Linked DNA regions of Homo sapiens: region 1 is linked to region 2. Evidence: chromatin contacts called from ENCODE Hi-C or POLR2A ChIA-PET data. All regions are on one chromosome and are shown on one strand. The core of a region is the stretch at or near the end of the contact, and the rest is flanking DNA. Distances in the headings are between cores, read along the strand shown.

Evidence for each region. A loop is a pair of places that touch in the nucleus more often than their neighbours do. ChIA-PET counts read pairs that join two places held with the same protein, here RNA polymerase II (POLR2A). Pooled maps may share reads with other maps.
Region 1: a map of naive thymus-derived CD4-positive, alpha-beta T cell shows a loop between it and region 2 (2.3-fold over the local background). The contact joins the promoter of ALDOC here to the promoter of SARM1 in region 2. A Hi-C loop is called at or near these places in 1 of 168 maps with a recorded cell type or tissue (naive thymus-derived CD4-positive, alpha-beta T cell) and 7 of 50 pooled maps. POLR2A ChIA-PET finds 5 or more read pairs at or near these places in 4 of 52 experiments (CD4-positive, alpha-beta T cell, HepG2, activated CD4-positive, alpha-beta T cell and 1 more).

Annotation. Positions count from the first base shown.
Region 1 is chr17:28,573,667-28,578,927 of GRCh38, forward strand. ALDOC (aldolase, fructose-bisphosphate C) reads right to left here and starts at 3,229. Exons shown (of 9, transcript NM_005165.3): 1 at 3,135-3,229; 2 at 1,755-1,878; 3 at 1,457-1,668; 4 at 1,286-1,340; 5 at 1,030-1,190; 6 at 828-911; 7 at 401-575; 8 at 69-268. The coding sequence starts at 1,866. It overlaps SPAG5 (sperm associated antigen 5), which reads right to left. Exons shown (of 24, transcript NM_006461.4): 20 at 5,006-5,086; 21 at 4,707-4,862; 22 at 4,552-4,626; 23 at 4,344-4,424; 24 at 3,908-4,104. The coding sequence ends at 4,033. RefSeq lists a silencer at 3,162-3,401 and an enhancer at 3,452-3,631.
Region 2 is chr17:28,368,088-28,373,015 of GRCh38, forward strand. It overlaps SARM1 (sterile alpha and TIR motif containing 1), which reads left to right and starts at 3,607. Exons shown (of 9, transcript NM_015077.4): 1 at 3,607-4,415. The coding sequence starts at 3,946. VTN (vitronectin) reads right to left here and starts at 2,220. Exons shown (of 8, transcript NM_000638.4): 1 at 2,053-2,220; 2 at 1,840-1,959; 3 at 1,420-1,764; 4 at 1,202-1,341; 5 at 785-941; 6 at 434-586. The coding sequence starts at 2,116. RefSeq lists silencers at 3,340-3,669, 3,990-4,159.

The DNA.
Region 1 (5,261 bases), core at 1,979-4,478, 210 kb after region 2:
TGCCAAGCCCTGCCCAGGCTATAGCCTCTGGGTGCTGCCCCCACCCACCACCACCTGTAGCTCCCAACCTCAGCCCGCTTGATGAACTCCTCAGTGGCAGCCCCAGCATTGTCCCGTTGCCCTCGCCAGGCATTGAGTGCAGAGGCTTGCAGGGCACGCCCATAGGAGAAGGTAAGCGCCCAGGGTCGGGGAAGGGGGCAGCGGTTGATGGCATTGAGGTTGAATGATGCCTCTTCTTCGCTCTGACCCCCAGACAGGAAGGTCACTCCTAGTGTGGAGGAGAGAAGACAAACTGACTGGTCACTCCCAATTTTTCCAGGATAGGGAACCCCTGAAGGCCACAAGAAGGACCTGAAGATGGGCCTTAGGGATAGGAGCAGGTTAGGGAGCTGGGTAGTACCTGGGACAGCTGGGGGCACAGTGCGACGCAGGGCAGTGACAGTTGCCATGGCAATCTCCTCTGGGGTATACTTGATGGGACAGGCATGGCCCGGGGTCACCATGTTGGGCTTGAGCAGGGTCCCCTCCAGGTATACATGATGGTCACTCAGGGCCTTGTACACAGCAGCCAAGACCTGGGTGGGGATTAGAGGAGGTTTACTAAGGGTCTGGGCCCCCACTGGTTACTGCTCGATGCTCCCTATGTAGGGGTAGATGGGCACAGACTGTGAGGGCTCAGTACAGGCTCAGATCACAGGCCTGTGCCGGGATGAAGTGAAAAAGTGCTAGGGGAAAGTGTGCCTGGATCTAAGCTGGGGGTTCTGGGGAACAGACACTCCTGCCGAGCTGTCCCTGCAGTATGTTTGTGTGCCCAGGTGTGGACTCACCTTCTCTGTAACATACTGACAACGTTTGAGGTCGTGGTCTCCATCAGGCAATATTTCAGGTTCCACAATAGGCACAATGCCATTCTGCAGGCAAGAGCAGAGATGCTTGGGAGGGGCAGTAGGGGAGATGAAGAAAGCCTTGTGACTCTCTCCCCACCAGGCATACAGGGCACCTAGCTCACCACCCTCCCAACACACACACCTGCTGGCAGATACTGGCATAACGGGCCAGCACGTTGGCGTTCTCCAGAATGGCAAGTGCAGAGGGTGTACGCTCACTGATTTTCAGCACACAGCGCCACTTGGCAAAGTCAGCACCATCCTTCTTGTATTGGGCACAGCGTTCTGAGAGCCCATCCAGCCCTGCAAGCACAGTGCCAACCTCATTACTCTGCCCCTCTTTTACCAGCATCAACTATCTAACACCTCTTTGGTCCTCAAGCCCACCCATCCTATACCTTGAGTGGTGGTTTCTCCATCAGTCCCAGCTAGAGGCACCACACCCTTGTCAACCTGTAGAGGAAGTACAAGCAGAGGGTTGAATCCAGGCAGGATTCTCCTTGCTACCCCTCCTACACAAGCTTATTTTCACACCCAGCTTCCATTCAGAGCAGGGCCAGGGGCTGCACCTTGATGCCCACGACGATGCCCTTATCCTGGATGGTTCGGACGAAGGGAACACCATTATCATCTTTCTGGTAGAGGGTCTCATGGAAGAAAATGACGCCTCCAATGCACTTTTTCACACGGTCATCAGCACTGAACAGGACCTGGCGGTACAGCCGGCGGTTCTCCTCTGTGTTTTCCACCCCAATTTGGCTCAGCCGCTTGGCCATGCTGCCTAGGGGCAAACAAAGAGAGGCAGTGAGAACATCCCCAGGGTCCCCTAGCCACCTGTACCCTACCTGGCTACAGATGTCCACTTACCTACAGACTCATCCGCAGCCAGAATGCCTTTGCCCGGGGCTACAATCCGCAGGGCAATGTCAGACAACTCCTTCTTCTGCTCAGCAGAAAGGGCTGGGTACGAGTGAGGCATGGTGACAGCTCCCTGGAGTGGAGACAAGATAAAAAAGCCAGACCTCACCCTCTGCTGCCTCTCCTGGCCAGATGGGCCAAATGGCCTCCCCATCAAGCAAGGGGCTGGGAACAGGGCAGCAGTCCTTGGCATGAGTCCTGGGCATCAAGTGGCACCAGTCCTTCTGACAGCTAGCAAGCTTAGGGCTCCAGTTCCCACATCTCCTTTTGTCCCTGGTAGGCATCCTTCCCAGCCCTGGGGAAAGATGCAGGGTGGGGGTGGGGAGGTGAGCAGCCCTGAAGCCACAGCTCTTCTGATAAATCTGCTGCCCAATCAAGGATGCCAACCCTTCTTTCACTGAACTTGGTCCCTTGTTGAGGTAGGCAAAAGTCCTGGCCTTTCCAGCTTCCCTTTTCTCATCCTCCACAGGACCCCTAGGGAAAGTGTACTTACTTCCAAGGCTTCAGAATGAGGCAAAAGTACTTATTGCCACCCTCTTCTCTCAGCTTCTAGAGGAAAAGGTTGGAAGAACAGGTAGGGAGTAGGAGTGGCACAAATACCAGTCACAGGCTCCTGCAGCTTCTCCTTTTCTGTACTCCAAACCTGCCTGCCTATGCCTATTGCCTATTCCCACCCAGTACCAGAGGTTGGCCCCAGTGGGGCTGCAGTGATGTAGGAAAGAGGGCCCAGCGGGTCAGCTGTGTTAGTGTGTGGAGACTAGGGCTAGTGACACCTCCGGGTCATCTCTGTGCCCAGGAAGCACTTCACCTGTTTGGCAGGAGGATAGCAATAGGAAGCACTTCAATTCCCCACAACTCAGACACCCAGACGGGAGGGCAGAGGACCAAGGCTGAAAGGAGTAGAGAGCCTGAGAGAGAGATGAGACTGAGGGGAGCTAGTGGTGATGCAGGCTAACCAGTCAGCGGGAGAGACCTAGACCGGGGGGCAGAGAAGGCGGGAGAACTGGAGAGAGGACCTAGCCTAGGAGGAGAGGGAGCAGGCTGAGAAGGAAATGCTCTGGGTAGGAGAGACAGACTCCAAGGAAAAATCCAACAAGTAGAGGAGGATTTGGGATTGGAAAAGCTGAGGTCCAGCTGGGAGAGCTGAAGAGGGATAGAACAGAAGAGGTTGAGCCATGGGGTTTCAAGTACGCGGAAAGGAGCAAAGATGTTAGGAAAGGGTCGAAAGGGCACATCCCGGAGTCCCAGGTAGCAGGACGAGGATGGCAGGGGAAGAGCCAAGGAAATGAAGCGGAGATGTTGAGTGGCTCCCGCCTTGCCTGGCCTTACCTGTGCGCAGCCAGTTAGCAGCCGCAGCCACAAGCACAGCTCGGGTTCTGATCCGCAAACAGATGAGGCTGCAGCCCTGGCTCCCTCTGGTAAATGAGGCTGCGGATGTCGCAGAGCTACGTGACTCCTCCGGGGGCGTGGCCTGCATGCCCCGCCCTGACCACACCCCCTCCCCAGGACTGGTGTCCGGGGCAAGACCACGCCCTCAGAGGCGGGGCGGCGAGGTGGAGTGAGCGCCCCGCCAGGCATCCGTGGCTGTTAGGGACTGCCCTCCCACCTCGGGGAGCCTGGCCATGACCTTGCGTTCATTTCTGCCACAATCCCTTTACCACGTGCCGGGCACTTGCTGGATGCTGGGGATTAAGCTTAGTCTGGTGAAGAGGAGGCACCAGAACAGTAACAACAGGTTGAGTAGGTGGGGCAGAAGCATCTTCAAGGTGCCCAAGTTCAGGGCAGGAAGTAATGAACTGAGCTTCTCTGTCCTCACCCCCATATTTGCCAGGGTATACCCCCGAGGGGGCTGGGGAAAGTAAGAGAATGAAGCCTTTCTGTTTCCTCCAGGCGGTGAGCCAGGGAACAAGCAGTCCAGTGCCCAGAGTTTTGGTGAAAGCAGAGGAAGGGAGGAAGGGCAGGCAGCCTTGGCTTTGGATGCAGCAGGAGGTGGAGAGGGATCTATGGAGGGTGCCCAGGCAGGAGGCCCAAGCTGCTTCTTCCCTGACTTCATCATCCGCCCCCTCTCACCCAAAAAGTAAGATTCCGTAAGCTTGGAGAAATTCATTAAATACACTTTATTTAAATAGCATTTATCTCAGTTGGCTCTATGCCAGTTGGTCTTGGTATTGGGGTAAGGGGGTATTGCAGGTAAAAAGAGGTGAAGCAGATTCTGGCTTTCAGTTTCTTAGCTCAGAAATTCCAGCAATCCCTGTAGTTCTTTGCATCCCCTCACCACCTCTGGAATAGAGAGCAGGGTCTGGGAAGAGAGGCAGAAAACGCAGCTCAGGACCACAGACTTAAGGCCCAGGGCTCCCAGCCCCAGGAGGCAGCCGCTGAATTAGAGGGGAGAAAACAGACACCACAGAGAAGCCTGCAATAGTGATTCAGGCCCAGCTCTCAGCACAGGCTGGGAACCAGATCTGTGCTCATTAGTACCTCCTGGGGCCAGGCCTTGTACCAGGTTCATTAGTGATATCACCTCCCTCCTGCCTATACCTTATAAATATGCTGAACAATGTCATCTAGTTTTTCTAACTCCTTGTCAGAGCGCCGAAGGTTCTCCTCTAGGATATTTCTCTAGAAAGCAAACAGATTTTATAAGTCCTATGCATAAAAGAGCAAACTTGGTAGGACAGGGGAAACATGGCGGGGCATTTGTTAACGATGGTAGGAAATGGCCCTGGAATGGCATGGACATTCTTACATGGCTCTGGAACTTGATCATGAGTTTTTCCTTCTCATTTTTCATCTCCAGGAACATCACTCTCAGTTTGTCCACCTAGAAATATGTCCAGATCAACAGGGGTACAGCCTGGGGTCCCCACCTGCTGTCCAGCTCCTCTGTTAACTCTGAGTCACCTCCTGAGAGAGCCACACTTTCTCCTGGATCCAATTGGTGGCCATAGGCTGGCAGTTGGAGTCCAGCTGGCCTGCCAGGGCCTCCTGGAGCACTTTGGTCTCTGTCTCCGCACGCCGAAGTGAGCGGGTAAGGTGGGTCACCTCCTCTCTAAGGCTCTGGGAATGAGAATGGAGAGGTGTCCAATAGGACATAAGGATAGACAACATGTGGTGAACAAAAGCAAACCATTTCTCATACTTGGGATCCTGGCTGACCAGTAACACAGAAGGCAAAGGCCTGGGCATGATGGTGAACATACTATGAGCTCGCCACTCTTGTCTATCTGTTCTAGGATCTTCTCATTCTGCTGCTGTATCACTTCCTGGAGCTCCTTTTCATTCTGTGAGGGAAAGGGAGGTGAGAAGACACATGAAGAGCTGGTCTCTTCACAGCCCTTGCCAGGAGGTAGGAGAGAGTGCCTGACCCATGCTTAGCCCACATGGGACCAATTGATATCACGCCAATTCTTTCCCCAGGGCCAAGCCAGGCAAGGCACATTTCAGTGTTGGGAGAGC
Region 2 (4,928 bases), core at 2,357-4,856:
TCTTGGGGGTCCGAATCTTGCCCCTTCCAGCGGGGCCATTAGAGTTCATCTGCTGCACCTTGCCCAAAGACACACAGCAGCGAATGGCAGAGCCAGGCCTTTGACTCTCAGTCCAATTCCCTTCCCCCTGTGCTTTCCCTCCACCATATCACTGGTGTCTCGACCCCACCCCCCCAGGCCCCCTAAACTCCTCAGCCACAGCCCCTCCCTCTGCTGGCTGTGCTCTCAGCTGTGCTAGGCAAAGTCCAAGGTGTGGGGTCCAGGTAGAGCTGAGCTTTCCCCAAAAGGTCAACAGAAGCAAAGTCTGGCCTGAGCAAACAGACTTTGATCGATAGCTCCACAACCACAGCCCCCTCCAGCCGGCCTGGCTCTACCAATACCAAGGGGTTTCAGCCCTTTTGAGGGAGAAGCAAGACTTGCCCTCTCTCCATACCAGAGGTTCTGCCCCAGAAGAGAAGCTCGAAGATGTCCTCCCAGCTGTCCCGCTGCATCATGGCAAAGTGTTCAAACACAGCCGACAGGGAGCTGCCTTCACACTCCTCCTGACTGGGCTGGTGCTGGAACTGGTACTCCCAGTACTGTTTCCCTGAGGAGCAGGGTGGTGGGCATTAGGAGGGCTGGGCCAGGGCAAGACTGGAGATCCCAGAGGCTGTTGAAGTTAGGATCTCCCAGCATGAGGTGGGGGTCAGGGGTGGGCACATGCTGAGGCCTGTCCCCAGTGAAATGTGAAAGGAATCCAAGACTGCTCCACTGCCTGCTCAGTCTCCCACCACCCCCTGAGTACCCTTGAAGAAGTAGACCCGCTCCCGGCCACTGTAGCTATGGGCAGGGAGGGCCAAGGCTGCATCCACGTTGTCCGGGATGCCATCGAAGCCGTCAGAGATATTTCGGGGGTAATCAGGGTCCAGGACACCATCCTCAAAGCGCCAGTACTGACTACCCTAAGAGGTGGGGAAAGTGAAAAGGGGTATGGAGGCCGCTGGCTGGGCACAGAGGCAGAGTCCCTTGCCCTAAGGCAGCCGTTCCCAGGTCCAGGTTCACTGCCCAGGACCTGGAGTCTTGGGGCTGCCCTGTGCTCACAGAGCTCCCACCAGGTCCTGCAGGGCCCTGGGTCCAGCTTCCCTGTCCACCCTGTCCCTGGGAGCAATAGCTCTCAAACCCTCCCTAGATGCTTTCTACCCTGGCCCACAGCCCCTGGCACCTTGAAGAGGTAGGTCTTCCCCTGACAGTTGATGCGGGTGAAGGCGGCATCGATGGGGCCCTCGATGCCCCAGACATCTCGGATGAGCTTGGGGTACCCAGGCCTCACTGCCTTTTCGTCCAGTTCATAGCAGTACTGCCCTAGAGTGGAGGAGATGGTGTGAGAGCAGGGACGCTCCTGGGGCAGACCCGCATCCCCAGTACCTGCCCTGGATTCACCTCGGAAGGCAAAGAGGGAACCGTTCTTGAGGTCGGTGAAGGCGTCGAAGGGCTTCCCACTGCACAGCTCCTCCTCTGCTGGGGGCTGAGGTCTCCCTGGATGAAGGGTCTCAGGCCTTGAGTCTATCCCCTCAGGCTTAGAGGCGCCCACCTCAGGCGCAGGGGCCTCTTCCTCAGGTTTCAGAACAGGTGTCTGCTCAGGATTCCCTTTGGACTGGGCCTGGAGGTCAGAGGTCAGGGAGGGGCCCCCCACCTGTTCATGGACAGTGGCATTGTTTTTCTCCTCGCCATCGTCATAGACCGTGTACTCATCCTCCGGCATAGTGAACACATCCCCGCGAGTCACTGCAGAGAGTGGATGGTAGTGAGTCTCCAGCAGCAGGGGGCACCCCAGCCCACCCACCTGGGCTCTGAACACACCTTGGGGCTTGCACTCAGCCGTATAGTCTGTGCAGCAGCTCTGGTAGTAAGAGCAGAGCTCGTCACACTGGCACTTCTTGTCCACGTTGAAGCCCTCAGTGCAGCGGCCCTTGCATGACTCTATGAGGAAGGAGTGTCAGTCGGTGCCACCAAGCCCAGACCACCCTCGCCCTCCCTACATTGACCCAGATGGCCACCAACACTCCCCTGTACCTTGGTCAGCCAGAGCAACCCATGCCAGCAGGGCCAGTATGAGAAGGGGTCTCAGGGGTGCCATGGCAGGGCTTCTAGCTCAGTGCCTGGCAAGCTGGGCTCTGGTCTCCCTGAAGTCTCCGCTCTGATGCCTGAGGAAGGGAGGGAGAGGCAGAGACAGGGAAGGAGGGCACTGGAGAAGAGGAACTGCCTTTTCTGCTGCTCTGTTTGCTCAACCTCCAGCCCATCCCCTCTGCCCCCTCCAGCGGCTGCTGCAGCAAAGGTCACATTCCTGGAACACTGGGCCTGGGCGAGCTGGGAGATAAGACCTTTGCCAAGCTCAGAATCATTAGGTCATCGGAAGGGGAATTAGCACCGTGGATCTGGAGGGCAGAAAGAAGGCTCATTGGGCAACAGCTTTATCTCTCTGAGTCTTAGTTCATTTTCAGTAAAATAGGATTAACAAAGCCTTGCTTCATGGGGTGTTGGGAGATTACATGAACTGGACCAGACAAAATGCCCAGTAGCTGGAGCAGCCACAAATTCCTTCTCCAAACATAGCTATTGATCCATGATTGTTTGATCAGACACATCCCTGGCTGGGTGCTCATTCGCCATTATTTATTTAGGGCAGGAAAAAGGGAGTGGGAGGAGAGATTGTAAGCACTCTGGGGAATTTTATTTTTTAGCATAAAAGAACAAAGTTTCATTTCTGGGTTCTTCTCTTGGGTGCATCAATCTCCCCAGGCTGGAAATTTGGGTAAATATCAACCCACTGGACTGGATTTAATTTCTGAGTCTTTTCTGAGCAGGCCACTCCCTGTCCCCAGGCTCAGTCTCCCCATCTGTAAAGAGTGGGCTTGTTCAACACACTTTTAGACTCTCGAGAGAAATATGATCCCTCTACCTGGAAAATGCCCACTGGCATGAAACACCTGATTTTGTGCCCAATTTCAGGTGTCCACAGAACTTCTGAAATCCTCCCATCACCTGAAAAAAGTGATCCTGAGATTTTAGCTGACTTTTTCTGTTCTGTAATCAGAGGGGACTGTGATTTGGGCCAATTTCTTCCTCATGGGCTTCAGTGGAGTCAGCTGTGGAATGGAACATCAATTCCCACCCCATAGGCATGTTGTGAGGTTTCGCTAAGAAACAGCCATAAAAGGGCCTTAAGAGTTATGATGATTGTTTTAACCATTTAGTAGGGAGGGGGCATCCAGCGGTGTTGCTCCCACGTACCGATGTCACGTGGGGCGGGGAGGCGGGGCGGAGAACGGAGAGCGTCCTCTCATTCTCCACCCCCTTCCTCCAAGTCCAGCGCAGGGGGAGGTGGCTGCGACTGACTGAGGGGCTAGGGAAGGCTGGCCAGGGGCGTGGGCGTGGCTGGGGACGGCTTGGGGGTGGGGCTGCGCAGGAGGCTGGAGGAGCCCCGCGGGACCCAGAGGCGGGGCGTCGGCCCGGGGACCACTGCTCCTCCGGGGCGTGGCTGCAGGAGGCTGGAGGAGCCCCGCGGGACCCAGAGGCGGGGCGTCGGCCGGGGACCGCTGCTCCTCCGGGGCGTGGCTGCTGCCGAGCATCTCCCAGCTCAGCCGAGCCCGTGCCCAGGCCACGCTTTGTTCCAGCCGCCGCCTCCTCTACCCTACGGCGTCCGGAGCCATCCCTCGCCTGCTCGCTCTCTCCTTTCGCCCACTCCCTGCATCTGGGCCTGCATCACCTTTGCCAACCGCTCCCCCGATCCTGCCGACACTCCTCCCCCAAACTTCTGACCGGCACCCTTGCCTGGTACCCTTCTCTCCATTCCTCCCCCTCCATCTTCTTTCCCCGACCCCTCTCGGGTCCCTCTTTTCCCAAAACCCGGGTCTCTCCGCGTGGCCCCGCCTCCAGGCCGGGGATGTCCCCCGCGGCCCCGCGCCCATGGTCCTGACGCTGCTTCTCTCCGCCTACAAGCTGTGTCGCTTCTTCGCCATGTCGGGCCCACGGCCGGGCGCCGAGCGGCTGGCGGTGCCTGGGCCAGATGGGGGCGGTGGCACGGGCCCATGGTGGGCTGCGGGTGGCCGCGGGCCCCGCGAAGTGTCGCCGGGGGCAGGCACCGAGGTGCAGGACGCCCTGGAGCGCGCGCTGCCGGAGCTGCAGCAGGCCTTGTCCGCGCTGAAGCAGGCGGGCGGCGCGCGGGCCGTGGGCGCCGGCCTGGCCGAGGTCTTCCAACTGGTGGAGGAGGCCTGGCTGCTGCCGGCCGTGGGCCGCGAGGTAGCCCAGGGTCTGTGCGACGCCATCCGCCTCGATGGCGGCCTCGACCTGCTGTTGCGGCTGCTGCAGGCGCCGGAGTTGGAGACGCGTGTGCAGGCCGCGCGCCTGCTGGAGCAGATCCTGGTGGCTGAGAACCGGTGAGCGCGCCAGGCCGGGGTTGGGAGAGCGCCGCGTGGTGTGGACAGTTAAGCGCCTGCGTTCCCGTGTGCCTTGCGCCGTGCCTTTGCCTCCCTCACCTCTCTGACTGCCTGCACTACATCTCTGTTAGGGGTCAGCCTGTCTGTTTCACAGATAAGGAAACTGAGCCTTGGGAAAGTTTAGTGACTTGCTCAGTGGATCACAGTGAACTAAGATTTGCTCCCAGGGCTAGTGGGGTGAGGAATGGAGTTACAGGACAGGAGTCCGTCCCTGGCTCTATGGATGGAGATGGCATCCTATTGCCAATTCTCCCTCTCCCCCGCCCCCCAAGCCCACAGCTCTCCTTCCCACCGGCTTGGGTTCCCGTCTATGACACCTTCTCTCGCCATCATCCCATCCCTCTCCCAATGAGAGAAGAAGGGAAACACAACGCTCAGAAAAGAGGGAGGGAGACCTCTCCTTTCCCTCCTCCCCAGGCTGTAAGGCGTGCTGGCCTGAGGCTGCTTACTCCC